Regions from separate parts of the Homo sapiens genome. Here region 2 is linked to region 1. The links are chromatin contacts, found by Hi-C in ENCODE. All regions are on one chromosome and are shown on one strand. The core of a region is the stretch at or near the end of the contact, and the rest is flanking DNA. Distances in the headings are between cores, read along the strand shown. Region 1 overlaps KCNIP1 (potassium voltage-gated channel interacting protein 1). Region 2 holds the start of LINC01366 (long intergenic non-protein coding RNA 1366).

Region 1 (6,754 bases), core at 3,880-6,379:
CATTGGAAGATAAGAATGCAGCCAAAGAGGTCTTCAGGGTAGCGTGTGGCCTGGGCGCTGAGACTATTGGGCCTAGCAACTTCTCAAGCAGTCTATTAACCACAGCCGGTAGCCAGCTTTTCCCCGCCCTTCTCCCAGGCACACACAGCCACCTCCATCACCAAAGGTCAGGCGAACCACCTCCCATGGCTACCCCCAGCCTGACTTGCTTTATAGAAATCATGGCATCTCATCCTCACAACAGCCCACACTCACAGTGAATCTTGGCCATTATGACAACTGGGGACACTGAGGCTCGGAGTGGTGGAAATTCTCAGAATCACATAACAATAAGTGTTAAAGTCAGAATTTCAACTTCATCTCTCTAACTCCAAAGGGCGTGTGTGTGTGTGTGCGTTTCTGGCCATAATCATATTGTGCCCTACAAGCCCCAGTGAGGAATCTGCTAGGAACACTGGTTTGGGGAAAAAATGTAATAAAATATGTGATCCAGAAGGCGGCCTTGGTACCTGTCATAAACCGCAGCATGGGGTACTCACTATGCCTGGGGTCTGGGCTCTGAAGGCATGATTGAATGATCTCACTGCAGGCCTGGTTGTCCTGCGAAGACACCCGTCAATACATGAATATTGACACACAACGCTGCAGTGCACGCGCTTCTGGCAGGGGAGCTGCTGCACTCGAGGGCAGCTCAAGGTTAATTTGCAGGGTTCATGTTTGGAGTTTCTGAGCAAGTGTTGCAGCTTTGGCCCCCAGCCCCCTGAGGGGAGCTCTGGCCGTGCATGAGGGTCAGACAGAAAATCTCCTTTCCTCCATCCAGGCCTGCAGTCTGCAGCACTGAGGTCAGCGCTGGCCACAAGCCCACCCTGTGCCTCGTCAGCCCCACTGAGCCTCTCCATCTATCATGCCACAGGCTGACCCTGAAATGCAAAATCATTCTGTCCTCCCGCCCTCCACTCCCACCTCGCACATCTATGGATTTGCTGTTCAGAAAACATCTGTTCCCTCCTTCGCCCCTGACATACGCATCGATCTCATGCTAGCCCAGCTGCCTAAGCTCACCACTCTGGGAGACAGACTCTCAGTCCTCATCAGACAGAGATGTAGGGGGCTGTAAGGGACGGGGTGCAGGTAGGGCCTGAGGATTCCGACAAGGTGAGCCATGGGCAGGGGCATTGTTCATGCAGGGACCTCCTGGCCAAGGTCCTACGTCAAGGTTAGAAGGAAAGAGTAAATGATCGGATAGGCTAAGACAGCAACTCAGCAGGCCAAGGGACTCCTCCCCCAGGACCTGCTCCACCCTTAGAGGGGTCCCGGACAGCCAAGCCCTGATGGAGTTGGTCAGCAACCAACCAGCCCTGGGGCCAAGGCCTGCAGAAGCAGAGAGGAGGGGTCTCAGGCAGGCCAGAGGTGCTAGCTGGGATGCCTGGGTCCCCCACCCCACCCCAGCACACTGTCCTTTCTCCAGGTGCTCAGTTAGATTGAGCTGGGTCCCATCTTGGGCCTTTGCTGGTCCCTCCCTAGAAAGTCTGCCCCCTCCCCCTGCAGGGTGGCATCAGCATTCAGGCCTGGCCCTGACGCCCTCCTCTCTGGGCCACCTTCACCTCCACAACCCCGGCACCAGCACCCATCCCCACCACATCCCCAGCACGCAGCATCTAGTAAGGGCACCAAATGCATGCCCAGACATATGAGTGAAATGAATTAACCCTGAACCTGAAAAAGGGCAACCACCACACAAGATTCTCTAGAAACAATGTGAATTGTGCAGAAGGAAATTAACCCTACTCCATCCAGCCCATCCTAAGGCAGGGACTTGGACCTGTTCCTCTTGATGGGGCTGGGGCTGAGGCGGGCAAGGCAGGCAAGTGCTGAACAGTTGGCAACATTGCCCATCCCGTCTCCCTGCACCAGGCTGGGCCTGGGGTGAGGGGGTGGGGGCCGGGGTAGCTGGGCTCCTCCAGCAAAGAGCAGGACTGAGTCCCTGGTGACTATTAGGTAAAAGGTCCCTGACAATTTTGAGGGGCCAGATGCCAACTCGAGGGATACAGAGAAGATCTAGGCACAGTCTTTCCCCACCATGTCAGACAAAAAGGTTAGATACAGGACCTGATATGTTATAAAACTCAATCAATATTTACTTAGTGAATAAATGGACGGATGGATGGATGGATGCATTAGGCAGCCAAGTGGGCAGCACCGATGACTTAATGTACTGAGTGCTCCGACTCCAGCAACATGCATTCATTGTTCCTACTGTGTGCCAGTGAACAAGAGCAATGAACTCAATGACTTCTGCCCAGGGTGGGCCAGGGAACCAGGGAAGACTCTCCAAAAAGGCAGCATTTGGGCTGGGACGTACAGATGAGTAGGGGGTCGAGTGTGTCGTTATGTCGCTGGAGCCCAGAGGCGTCCATCAGGACTTGGGGGAGGGCAGATGAAAGGGCCTTACTGCCTAACTTGGAGCCACTGTATGTTTCAAAACAAAGGAGAGAGAGGATCCTGGGAAAGAGAAAGGGTACTCTAGGCAGAGGATGTGAATGGGCACAGCACAGGTGAGAACATCAAGACCAGGGGTCAGGGAATCTACTGGTAAACAATTGTACCCCAAGGGAGCAATCACAGCCTCTCCATCCACAGGGAAATGCCTGGTGGGGAGGAATGGGAGGAAAGAAACAGATTGCATGACTGTGTCTTGAAGGTCTAATTCCAGAGTACAGCATCACCCCTATCTTCCAGGTCCAGAAACTGAGGCTCAGAGGGAGACTTTCTGATGAGTGCAGCGTGCAGATAAGAGCATCTCCAAAGCTACCTCCTTCCCCAGTCACACCAGGGCATAAGCAACTGATAACAGCTGTCAGCACGGGACAGTGGAGGGAACACTAGGTTAGGAATAAGGGTACGAGGCTTGAGTACAGATTGTCAATGACTCAGTGTGTGAACTTGGTCAGGTGACTCCAACCAGATGACTTCCTTCTCTGAGCTTCTGTTCCCTCCTCTATGAATGGGGACAATCACTCAGCTTCACAAAACAATGGCTGCGAAATTGCCTGGTACAAGAGAGAGAACTTCCAGTGTGTAGGGGCTGTTGTCCTAACTGCCCAGCCCCCTAGATAGGTAGTTATGTCATCTGTGAAATGGGTGTTAGAATTCCTACCTCCCAGGACAGCTGTGGGCAGAAAACCAAAGAATGTGTGTGAGAGCCCAAGCACCATGCCTGGCACATAGTAGGTGCTCAGGAAAGGCTGAGGGTGCAGCTGCTGTCCACACACATGGTACCACTGCCCCAGGAAGGGGCTTCAGGAACCAAGAGCAATTCTGAGCACTGGTGACTGGACTCTGCCATTCTCCATTTCAAACGCTTTTTGAAAGCAGCTCCAGACCCAAGCAGGAGAGCAGGAGGCAAAAGAAACGCAGGGGCTTTCCCGAATGGAATTTTAGAAACACACAGAATTGTCTCCTGCACAGAAGGGAAGCTGTCTTCCACAGCACAGAGCCACCAGGCCCCAGACTGCTGGCTTATGTATTTGTCATTGCTCATCATGAATGGATGCCAGGAAAGTCTCTTTGTGATGGGGGCACAACCCCTCAAATCTCCTCCCCTCCAGATGCCATCCACTGGAGCTGAGACTCCCAGGTCCCCTAGGGCTTCTCTCCCAGGGGCCTCTGGGCTCCCCAAGGCCACGTGCTGCCCCCACTAGAGACCTGGGCCAGTCCTGACCAGGGGAAAGAGTAGCGCCGACAACAGCCCCAGATGGTATGTGCACTGGCACATACTGGCAGCTGCCTTCATGACAGCAAGCCATAGGTCCAAATCCCGCCCCTTCACAGGGACATTCCCAACTGGTCAGGGGTGGACCTCCCCTTCCCGGCTGTCTTTGGTGTCCAGGACGATTTGCCACAGACAGGGGGAGCTAAAGGGGCCCACGCTTGAGGCCGCTCAGCTCTGAGTCCTCGCCGGCCACAGAGGACCTTCGTGCCTGTCCTCTGTCCTCCTGCCCAGTCCCCAGGCCAGGCTCAGCTGGAGTTGGGGAGCAGAAAAACACGCATCTGAATCAAGGCTCTCGGAGCCTTTGCTTCTGCCTCCAAGAGGCGAGGGAAAATGAATACCCAGGCGAGCGAGCAAGAGAGACCCTCAGAAAACCCCAGATGCCCCTGGAATCAAGCCCTGTCCCACCAACGCCACGTGGATTGACAGGCTATTAGTCTTCCTGTAATTAGGATTCTCGCCTCAAATCTTGTATCTTTTTCCCCCAGAAGATTCTCCTCCAGCCTTCACCACTGCCCCCTGGCGCTTCCTTGCAAGGCTTTTGAAGAATCCTTTGCAGAGAAGCAGCCTCCTTTGGCAGGGGCTGCAGAGCACTCTGCCTCCCTAGGCCAGGGCGAACCAACAGAGGCGGGAGATGAGGAGGAGCAGCGCGGCTCTGCTGCGTGGCCCTGGGCAAGCACCACAACCTCTCTGGGCCGTTTGCACATTCTTACCGCCAGGGATGTGGGCGGTAAATGAAAGAGACCAGCACAAACCAGTGTCAGCTCCCTTCCTCGATTCCTAAAATGTGATGCCCAAAGATGGGCCAGCCTCCTGCTGTGCCTTCTCTGGGGGGACATTTAATAAGTGGAAGAGCCCTGGCTCTGAGTCAGGCTAGAATCCCAGTTCTGCACTTAACCAGCTGTGTGACCTCAGGCAAGCAACCTGGCCTCTCTGAACCTGAGTTTCTTCATCTGTAAGTGGGAACGCTAATGCTGTGCTGAGGGTTCCATGGGACAACCATGTAAAAGCACCCAGCACGCACCCAGCAGGCAGCAGGTCCTGCACAGCGTTCCCTCGCGTGGGGGTGGGTTGGGGCTTGAGCACGGGTTGAACCTGGAAGAGGCCATTTCCCTCCCTTCTCCCCGAGGAATAATTGTGAATTCCTGGGTCTCAGAGGAAACATCCGCTTTGGTGGTCAGAAAGGACATCCTCCTTTGAGCAGGGGGAGAGCAGAGGGAAGGGGGTTGCGAGGGTCACGCCTTCCCCAGGCATTCTCGGGGTCTCTCCAGCAAGGATGGAGGCGGCCAGGGGCTTGGGCGGTGTGGGGCGCCACCTGGCGTCCAGAAGAGGTAAGACAGGCGGAGCGGGACCCTCCGAAGTGGGAGGAGGACGCTGGTCAGGGGAGGAGGGGACCGCGAGAGCGAGAGCGGACATTCTACCAAACACATGGACAACACAGAAGATGAGGAAAATGAGCAGGGCAGCTAGTCATAGGAGCAAATTTTAAAAATTAAGTGACTGAGGTAGTCAGGGGGCCTCACTGAGAAGTGGCTTGGAGTAAGACCTGAAGTTGGGGACTGGATATGCAGATGTCTGGGAGGAGAGCTTTTCAGGAAGAAGAATCAGCCAGTGCAGAGGCCTATGGCAGACCCAAGCAGGAGGCAAAAGAAACGCAGAGGCTTTCCAGGATGGAAAATGAAGAATCAGCCAGTGCAGAGGAATGTGCCTGGATGTGTTCCAGGAATGTTTCAGAATGAGCTAAAAGGCCAGGGACAGAGAACTAAGAGGAGAGGAGAGGTCAGAGAGATGGCGGTGGGCGGAAGGAGGGGGCGGGGCGGAGGAGGGGGCGAGGGGGCGGGGGGGCGGAGGGGGGGACGGAGGGGGGGGCGGGGGGCGGGGCGGAGGGGGGATGGGGCGGGGCGGGGTGTGGCTGTGCGTCTGGATAAGGGTTGTGGCTTTTATGCTGCACGAGAAGGAGAGCCATTGGAGAGCTTGGGGCAGAAACAAGAGCTGATGACATTTTAATCCCTCTGGCTGCTGTGCTGGGGTAGACTGTCAGGGCCAAGGGCAGAGTGTGAAAAGCGCCCAAGAGGCTTCTACAAGAATCTAGTGGGAGATGCTGCGGCTCTGGCCAGGTTAGTGGCAGTGCCAGTGGTGAGAGGGATGTGGTTCTGCGGGTGTTGTGAAAATGGAGCCAGCGGGATTTGTTGACAGACCAAAGTTGAGGTGAGACAGAGACTCCGGAATGACTGCAGGGTTATTGGTCTGAGCAGGGTTATTGGTCTGAGCAGATAACCAGATGGAGTCACCACTAACTTAGATGGAGAAGGCTGGTAGAGTGAGGAAATATCGGGAACTTATGTTCGGACTTGTTAAGTTTGAGATGGCTGGGAGATATCTAAGTGGAGAGGGCAAGGAATAAAATGCTTCCTAAACTCCAGCATCCATTCAGTCCCCTGGAGAGCTTGTTAAACCGGATGGATGGGTGCCACGCCCACCCCTGCACCCCTGAGTTGCAATAGGCCCAAAATGATTCAATAGGCCCAACATGGGGCCCAAGGTTCTACATTTCCAACAGCTTCCCAAGTGATGCCAATGCTGCCAGACTGAGAACCACACTTCGAGTAGCACCAAAGTAGGCAACTGGATGTTTGAGGCTGGCATTCAAAAGAGAGATCCTGGCAAGAGATAGAATTTTGGAGTCATTGGCACGGAAATCCACAAAACGACATGAGCTCTCCCAGGGAGTGTGTGTGTGTAAAGAGGGAAGAAAAGAGCATTGAGTCCCGAGCCCCAGGCTCTTCAATGGTAAGAGGTTGGCAGATTAGGAAGGACCAGCAAAGACTGGGATGGGAAACCACTGAAGCAAGAGGAAGGCCAGGCAGATGTGTCCTGAAAGCCAAAAAGAGAAAGGTCATCATTAATATGATACATTTTGCAATTTGTTTATATGTAAGAGGAGATTAATAGCTCATAGCATTCCCAGGCATTGCTGTTAGGAAT
Region 2 (7,609 bases), core at 3,985-6,484, 300 kb before region 1:
ATACGTGATTAAAAAAAATACAAATTTACACCCTCAAGGAGGTGACGCGTAATTCCTCATTAAGTTTTTTGAACTGTGGGATGCACCTAGTAACTTCCTTTCAAAAAGTACACATGGAAAGGAAGGAAAAAGTGTAACTTCACAGTGGAGAACCTGACCAGCACTACCTCAGCCAGGTGATCAAGGTCAACAAGAGCGATGACATGTGGACAGTGTGTATCCTTGATATGAGATGAGAAAAGCACTTTACCTCTGCGGTCTTTCTTCTAAAAATCCACATCCACAGTGTAATTGCCAGAAAATCATCAGACAAATCCCAACTGAGGGACATTCTATGAAATACCTTGTAAGTACACCTCCAAGGTCAGGAGTTGAAGACCACCCTGGCCAACATGGTGAAATCCTGTCTCTACTAAAAATACAAAAAATTAGCCAGGCCTGGTGGCATGTGCCTGTAATCCCAGCTACTCAGGAGGCAGAGGCAGAAGAATTGCTTTAACCTGGGAGGCGGAGGTTGCAGTGAGCTGAGATCGCACCACTTAAAGTATGGATTTTAGTTAATAACACACCAATATTAGTTAATTAGTTATTACAAATGTATCATACTAATATAAGATTTTAATAATAAGGGAAACAGGCTAGGAAGTATATGGGAACTCTGTACTTTTGTAATTTTCCTTTTTGTAGTTAAAAGGTTTATTTAAATAAACAAGCTTAGTAAAACATTAATGGTTGAACCAAGGTTGTGTGTATATTGGTGTTAATCGTAAGATTCTTTCAACTTCATTGTAAGTTTGAAATGATTCATAACTTTATTTATTAGCTAGCATTTATTTGTAAGTTGAAACTTCAGGGTAGGAAGATCCTGAAATGCTTCAAGCACCTACAAGCAAACAAAGGTTTGCAAATTAAAATTAACGGTAGAGCACTAACAAAGATGTGCAAATTGCCTCTGAGGTTGTTTTTACTCGGTATGCTTTGTTCACTGCTTTATATTAATCGAAGTAAAACAATTTGTAGGGATATTAATAACTTTACCATCAACTCGGGTTCCTCTAACCCTAATATTCCCTTGAGATTTTAAGTTTCGTAATCATAATTTGTCCTAAGTGCCCACGGTGTGGGAGAAGCTGTGTATTTATGTTTCTGCAGATGATCTATCCTCCTACTTCACAGCAACAAACCTGAGGCTATCAGGCATAACTGCCCCATTTCCTGTCCTCCTACCTAGAAGCTTATTTATAACCTTCCCACCCTTGCCCCCTTCCTTCGAGACTCAGAGAGCAGTTCAGGGTTGGCCACTTATTGTGTCACTTGTTCCTCCCCTTCCTAATTCTTTCAAGGCATTCACTTTTTTTTTAATCAATTATTTTATTTCTTCCTCAAATTGTTAAACTTTACACACCAACTCTTCATCACAGCCCCCAAAGCCTGTGAATCTCATCTTTAAACAGTGAATCATGTCCTCCCAAAGCAAAACAAATCAACCACCCTAACACCTTCTCTCTGCCTCTGTTCTCCTCTGCCTCTTGCCTCCTGTCTTTTCCCAAAGCCAAGGTTCTGCAGAAGACCATCTACACCTGTCGTCTGCATGGGACTTTCATTCCTCAGTACCCAACTCTCCACCGAGAGCCCTCTGACAAGGTCACTGAGATGTCCCCAAAACCCATGCCAGCAGCCTCTTGTGGTCACCTTCTTGCTAGACTTTTAGCAGCAGGTGACACCCATGACTGAGTGTCTGCTTGGTATTCTCCCCTCCCCTGGCTTCCAGGACCCCTTTGGCTAGTCCTCGTCAGCCTCCTTTGCTGGTTCCTCTTCCTCTGCTCACCCTGATAAATATCAGAGCTCTGTCCTTGGTCTTCCTCATATCAAGCCCTAATACACTCTTGCTACACAATCCAACTCCCCCCAAGGCCACCCTCAACTCCAGTGACTCTCAGATATACACTGCCCCACAGAATACCAAAAGCCAACACGCAACTTGTTTTCAACACTCACTATGTGCTAGGCACTGTTCTAAGCATTTGACCTATGTTGTCTCATCTAATCTTTACAACCCTATCAGGGTGTACTATCATTAACATCCCATTTTACTGAGCACAGAGCTCAAACAACTTGCCCATGTCCACACAGCATGAAGCCAGGATTCAAGCCCTGTCCCACACTGTGCTCCTTGCAGAACATCTCCACCTCAAGGTTTTTCATCCACCTCTAACCTACCATGCCCCAAATGGAATTCACAATCCAAATGGAATCCTTTCCCCCAAACTGTTCTCCTTGTATTTCCAGGGGAAGATCCAGGCTTGGTGGAGCCTGAGGATTCTATAATTGGCCAGGAAGGGGCTCTTTAGGAAAAAATAAATAAAAAGAAAACAATGAATACAAGAGTAGGTTTAGGACCTTGATAGTGGATGTGAAAGGGAGGGATTCTCGCACATAACCTTCATTAGCTTCATGGTGAACCCCACCCCATACATTTTGTATTCCAGTGGCTAGCATCTAGTCATTCCAGCAGGGGCATGGAAAATTCTTCTCTTTATATTCCCTCCCTCTTCCCTTCTTCATCCATATGGAACCATGGATAGCACTCTAGTTCTACCTTCCTCAAGTCTCTAGAATCCCTCTTTACCTTTTCACGTACACTATCCTGATTAGCTCAGGTCCTCAACATCCCACACTCGGACCATAGCCATAGTCCACTCTGTCTATTCCTGCCACTTCCTGGACTTTCCCCAACACAGTTCCTGTGCTTAGCAGGGTGACCATCAGAAACATGCATCTCATCAACCCTTCTGTGATGGTCCATTTTCCTCTGACTAGCATCTACATTCCTTAGCCCAGCAGTACCCAGCACAGGTCAATCTTGCCAGCTTTACTTTTCCCTGTGCTCTCCTTTTGTTCCTTTCTTCAACAAATAATTATTGAGGACCTATTCTTGAGTACTATTATGAAGTGCCAATAGTAGGGTAATTGAATGCTAAACACTGAATATGCAGTAGCAATCAAGACCAGATCTTTCACACCTCTTGTCCCATCACACCAAATAGCTTGCAGTTTTTAGACTCTAAGACTGTGTTCAGCTTCTTTCCCTTTTCCTAGGCTGCAGGGAAGCTTTTAAATTCATTGATTACCTGAATAATAACCACTTATCCTTCGTGGATCAGATACAGTGTTATCTCCCATATAGAGCATTTTCTGATCACCCTCCAGCAGCAAAAATGGATCCCTTCCTCATTTCTATCCCAAATGTGCTTTTGAGATCTGATATTCCCTCAGAACACCTAATATACTTTGATGCAACTACTTGACTATTGAGAAGGTCTCCCTCATTTCAAAGCAAACATTTGGATCAAAGAGACATCATTTTATTCATCTCTACATCCTCACTGGAACCTGCCATATAGTAGACACCATACATTCATACATACGTACATTCACCAACTCATTCATCTTCATCCATCCATCCATCTACCCATCCATCCATTCATCTATCTACTCACTAATCCATCTACCTACTCACCCATCCAACCATCCATCTACTCTTTCATCCATCTACCTACCCACTTGTCCATTTAACCATCTACTCATCCATCTACCCACCCACCTGTCCATCCATCTACCATTTTATTCATTTACCTACCCATCCGTCCATCCATCCATCTACTCATCCATCTACCCATCCACCTGTCCATCTACCCACTCACTCATCCGTCTACTCACCCACCTGTTTATCCATCCATCTACCCACCCACCTATCCATCCAACAAATATTTCTGAATGTCCTCAATGTCCCAGCCATTTCTCCAGACTCTTTGGATATAGAGAAGAACAAGAAAGAAGAGGCCTCTGCTCTCACTAGCCCTACATTCTAGTGTCTGTTGCAGGGTCAGTGAGGGGTGGGTAGGGGGTCACAGACTACGGAAATAAACAAAGTAGGTGAGTGAGAAGTACTGTAAAGTAAATTAACAGAGCAATATCCCAGAGGGTACTACTTTAAAAGGAATGGTCAGGTCACCTTACAAGAAGGTGGCCTTTGTGATGAGTCCCAAATGATAAGAAAGGAAGCAGCCAAACAAAGAGAGACAGAAAGTCCTGATGTGGGAATGAGCTTTGTGTGTTTGAGGAACAGAAAAGAACAGAGTAAGCAGAGGAGAGGACAGAGATGAAGGCAGGGAAGTTAGGGAAAGTGTAAGAACTTGGAAAATACAGGAAACTCAGCAACAGCCAGACCTGATTTTGAATCCTTTCTCTAGCATTCATCTCTACACGTATGACCTTAACCAAGTCACCGCACCTTTCTTAGCCCCCATTTCCCCATCATGGAATGGGGACACAAGTACCTATGTCATTGGGCTTAGGGGAGAAAGTTCGGTAAAATGTCTGACACATGATAGATTTTGACAAACATTATTTCCTCTTCTTTTCTTGCTTTAAACATATAATGATGCTGTTACCTTAAAAGTTAGGTTATGCCATTAGAAGGCGCCTTTGTTCTTTGCTCTTGTTCTACCAAAATGAGAAAATGGCAAAAATCGCAGGGTGGGTCTCAGTTCTCCATTTTGTTAATATCCAAGTTGATATTTCCCTTTTGCGACAGTAACAACAACATGCAAACCAAAAACTGAAACAGCTTCAGTTCTGTGCCCTCAGGATCCAGCGTGGGACTCGTGAGAACCCTCCAGAGACAGCCACATTTCGAAGCAAGTGGCACAGGCTTTGCAGAAGGCACACTGGGCCCCTCTCAAAACTCAAGCAGCAAAGATGATGAGAGAGCTGCAGACTTCGGGGCGTGGAGGATGGGACTAAGCCGCAGAGTGCCTTGTCTAACATGTTTTAGGAAGCACCCTTCTCTTTCCCGACTCACATGGGGCAGCTATAATAATTCAGCTTCACGTGGCTGAATTATTTTCTGTTTTCACTTGGTTCTTTTTTTCTTCTCCTTTAAGAAAAAAAAAGTCCAAATAGGCTTTGGGCCACACTGGACTACCTAGTAAGGGGGATAGATGATCTAGATGATTTGAGAGCTGGTTTTCTGAAAAGCCAGGGAGCTCTGGTCTTGAGAAGACTCAGTAGCCAGGAAGCTGAGGAACACACACACACACACACACACACACACACACACACACAAACACACCCCTTCCTGGCTCCAGTTCCGCACCACCCCACACCCCCAACACCGGAAGTAGATTTCTCAATAGGCAGGGCTGGGTATGAGTCACAGGCAATTCCGTTTTGTTTGGGACCATGAGACCTCCCACTCCTGGGGCCAGAAGGAGTTGCTGAGAAGGAGCTGTGGTTCTGACCTTCAGGGGAATTCCCACGTCTGTATGGTGGCTCGTGAAGAGCATGGTTCCTTTTCTCAGCCCTCTTGAGGGGCGAGGATGCTGAGGACTGAAGTCGGTGGGGCTTGATGCATGTGGTGTGTGGATGGTGTGGGGAGGTGGGGAAGGAGGACTAACATGAATGGTGTGAGGTCTTTCAGAGGGGTCTTCCCAAGGTCACATAGTTGACGGGGGGTGAGTACTCACACTCGTGCAAAGGTGGGGGATAGGAAGGGAAACTGAGGCCATTAGTATTTGGCACCATAGCTGGTCTCTGAGGCTTTCAAATGTTCCCCCAGGAGGTTCAGCCTCTGTGGGGAGAAGCCAGGGGAACCCCATGGCACATCCCCAGCCCTGCCTGCTACCCGCCTCTGCCATCTCCCCTTCCCCTGGGCTATGAGGGGAGGTAATGAGACCTGTGACTCATACAGTGCTCTCCTTTTCCCTCCTATCAGCTCAGACTAAGCAGAGAAGTGGGCAGAGCTCTTTCACCAGAGGTGGAGGGGCCTGTTGGGGAGGGGACCCACCAAATCCTTGGGGGTGGTTCTCAGCTCCCCGGAGATAGGGGAGATGAGACCTCAGGAAGGCTCTGATCAGGCGTCTTCTGTTCTCTTTCCTTTCTTGGGTGGGAATGATGCTTCCCACTTTTGTGGTCCACCTGCAGGCCGCCTTTCATCCTTCTTCAAGTCACAGAGAGACAGAGAGGAGGGGACGAAGGACGAGCCATGGGGTTTTGAAAGCAGGCACAGCAGCAGGGGTGCTGCCTCCAGGGGTCTGCTCTGCCAAGAGTTCCTGTCCCAGGTGTCTACAAAAACAGTCAAACTCTATAAAATACTTGGAGATTTATTCTGAGCCAAATATGAGTGACCAATAGCCCGTGACACAGACCTCAGGAGATCCTGCCCAAGGTGGTCAGGTTACAGTTTGGTTTTATATATATTAGGGAGATACAAGAAATAAATCAATACATAGAAAATGTACGTTGGTTTGGTCCGGGAAGGCAGGACAACTCAAAGCAGAGGCTTCAAGTCATAGATACATTCAAAGATTTTCTGATTGACAATTGGTTGAAAAAGTTGTATTATCATCTAAAGACCTAGAATCAACAGAAGAGAATGTCTGGGTTAAGATGAGAGGTTGTGGAGACCAGGGTTCCCATTATGCAGAGGAAGCCCCAGGTAGCAGGCTTCAGAGAGAATAGGTTGTAAATGTTTCTTATCAGAATTAATTCTCTCCTGGAGCACGAAAAGGAAGGGGATTCTCTTCGAAATATAGATTTTCCCCACAAGAGACAGCTTTGCAGGACTATTTTGAGATACAGCAAATAAACATAACTTGGGGCAAAATACTTTGATTTTTTTTTTTCAGGGCCTGCTCTCTGTCATGTGATGCTATACTACAGCCAGGCTGGAATTTGGTGTCTTATTGCTACAAAGAATCAGCTTTGTCAATCCTAAGGTCTGTTTTAATGTTAATGCTGGTCAGTTGTGCCTGAGTTCCAAAAGGGAGCAGGAAATAATGAGGCACGTTCGACCCTCCCTTCCCACCACGGTTTGCACTAGTTTTTCAGGTTAACTTTGGAAGGCTATTGGCCGAGGCGAGGGGTCCATTCAGATGGTTGGGGGACTTAGAATTTTATTTTTGGTTTACACAGGTCACTGAGAGGCTGCCAGAGGGCCATTTTCATGACCAGAGGGATCTGTTCAACACCCTGTGGGTCCCAGCACCTATCTCAGGAAGCAGGGTGCATCTGTCCACCACCAAGTCTCAGGGTGGCTGGGTGAGCGCTCATCAGTCCCAGACAGCAGGTTGGCACAAAACGACACTGCCCACAAAACCACAGGAAGAAGAGAAACTCCGACTGTCTTTCAGCACACAGAAGACACTGTACTGGACCCGGACATTAGGCAGACACCCACGCCTGACTTTCAGGAGAAAAGAGAACATGACTAACGGATATTCTTAGTAGATGGTTTATTAGAAAAGAGAACATCTTCCAGCATGTGTCCTGGGGTGATGGGTGTGGGAAGCACTCAGTCCATAGTCCTGGTCCCTGGCTTCCCCAAGCCCAGCACCATGAATGTACAGTGGAAAGCAGAGGGTGCAGCGTCTCAGAAAGATGCTTCCACTCACAAGGATTGGAGCTCACAAGTGAGCTCCATAACCTGCAAACCAGAGAAACCTGAGACACTGCCCCTTGGCCATTTTATCAACGGAGACTTTATTGTGATTATCCCGGCAGGGGGCCGAGCTCTCCTCTCTGCAACAGGAAATGCTCTTTAGTGAAA

What was found. Hi-C counts contacts between places; a loop is a spot of excess contacts on that map. Pooled maps may share reads with other maps.
Region 2: a loop to region 1 is called in a map of ascending aorta, with 4 times the contacts of the local background. The contact joins the promoter of LINC01366 here to the enhancer-like site in region 1. A Hi-C loop is called at or near these places in 3 of 168 maps with a recorded cell type or tissue (ascending aorta, endothelial cell of umbilical vein and naive thymus-derived CD4-positive, alpha-beta T cell) and 11 of 50 pooled maps.

Annotation. Positions count from the first base shown.
Region 1 is chr5:170,628,107-170,634,860 of GRCh38, forward strand. All of the region lies in intron 1 of KCNIP1 (potassium voltage-gated channel interacting protein 1), which reads left to right. Among named protein-coding and RNA genes, the nearest start is that of KCNIP1-AS1, 50 kb to the right of the region's middle. RefSeq lists enhancers at 4,648-5,229, 5,004-5,183. Within about 2 kb of position 5,130, at least 26 of the 41 ENCODE cell types and tissues checked have a DNase peak (open chromatin) inside an H3K27ac peak, as active enhancers do; they include ascending aorta, where a contact is called at or near this core.
Region 2 is chr5:170,326,159-170,333,767 of GRCh38, forward strand. LINC01366 (long intergenic non-protein coding RNA 1366) reads left to right here and starts at 5,235. Exons shown (of 2, transcript NR_108025.1): 1 at 5,235-5,419; 2 at 6,976-7,609. RefSeq lists enhancers at 1,672-1,771, 4,538-5,737, 5,302-5,471, 6,537-7,386, 7,303-7,352 and 1 more.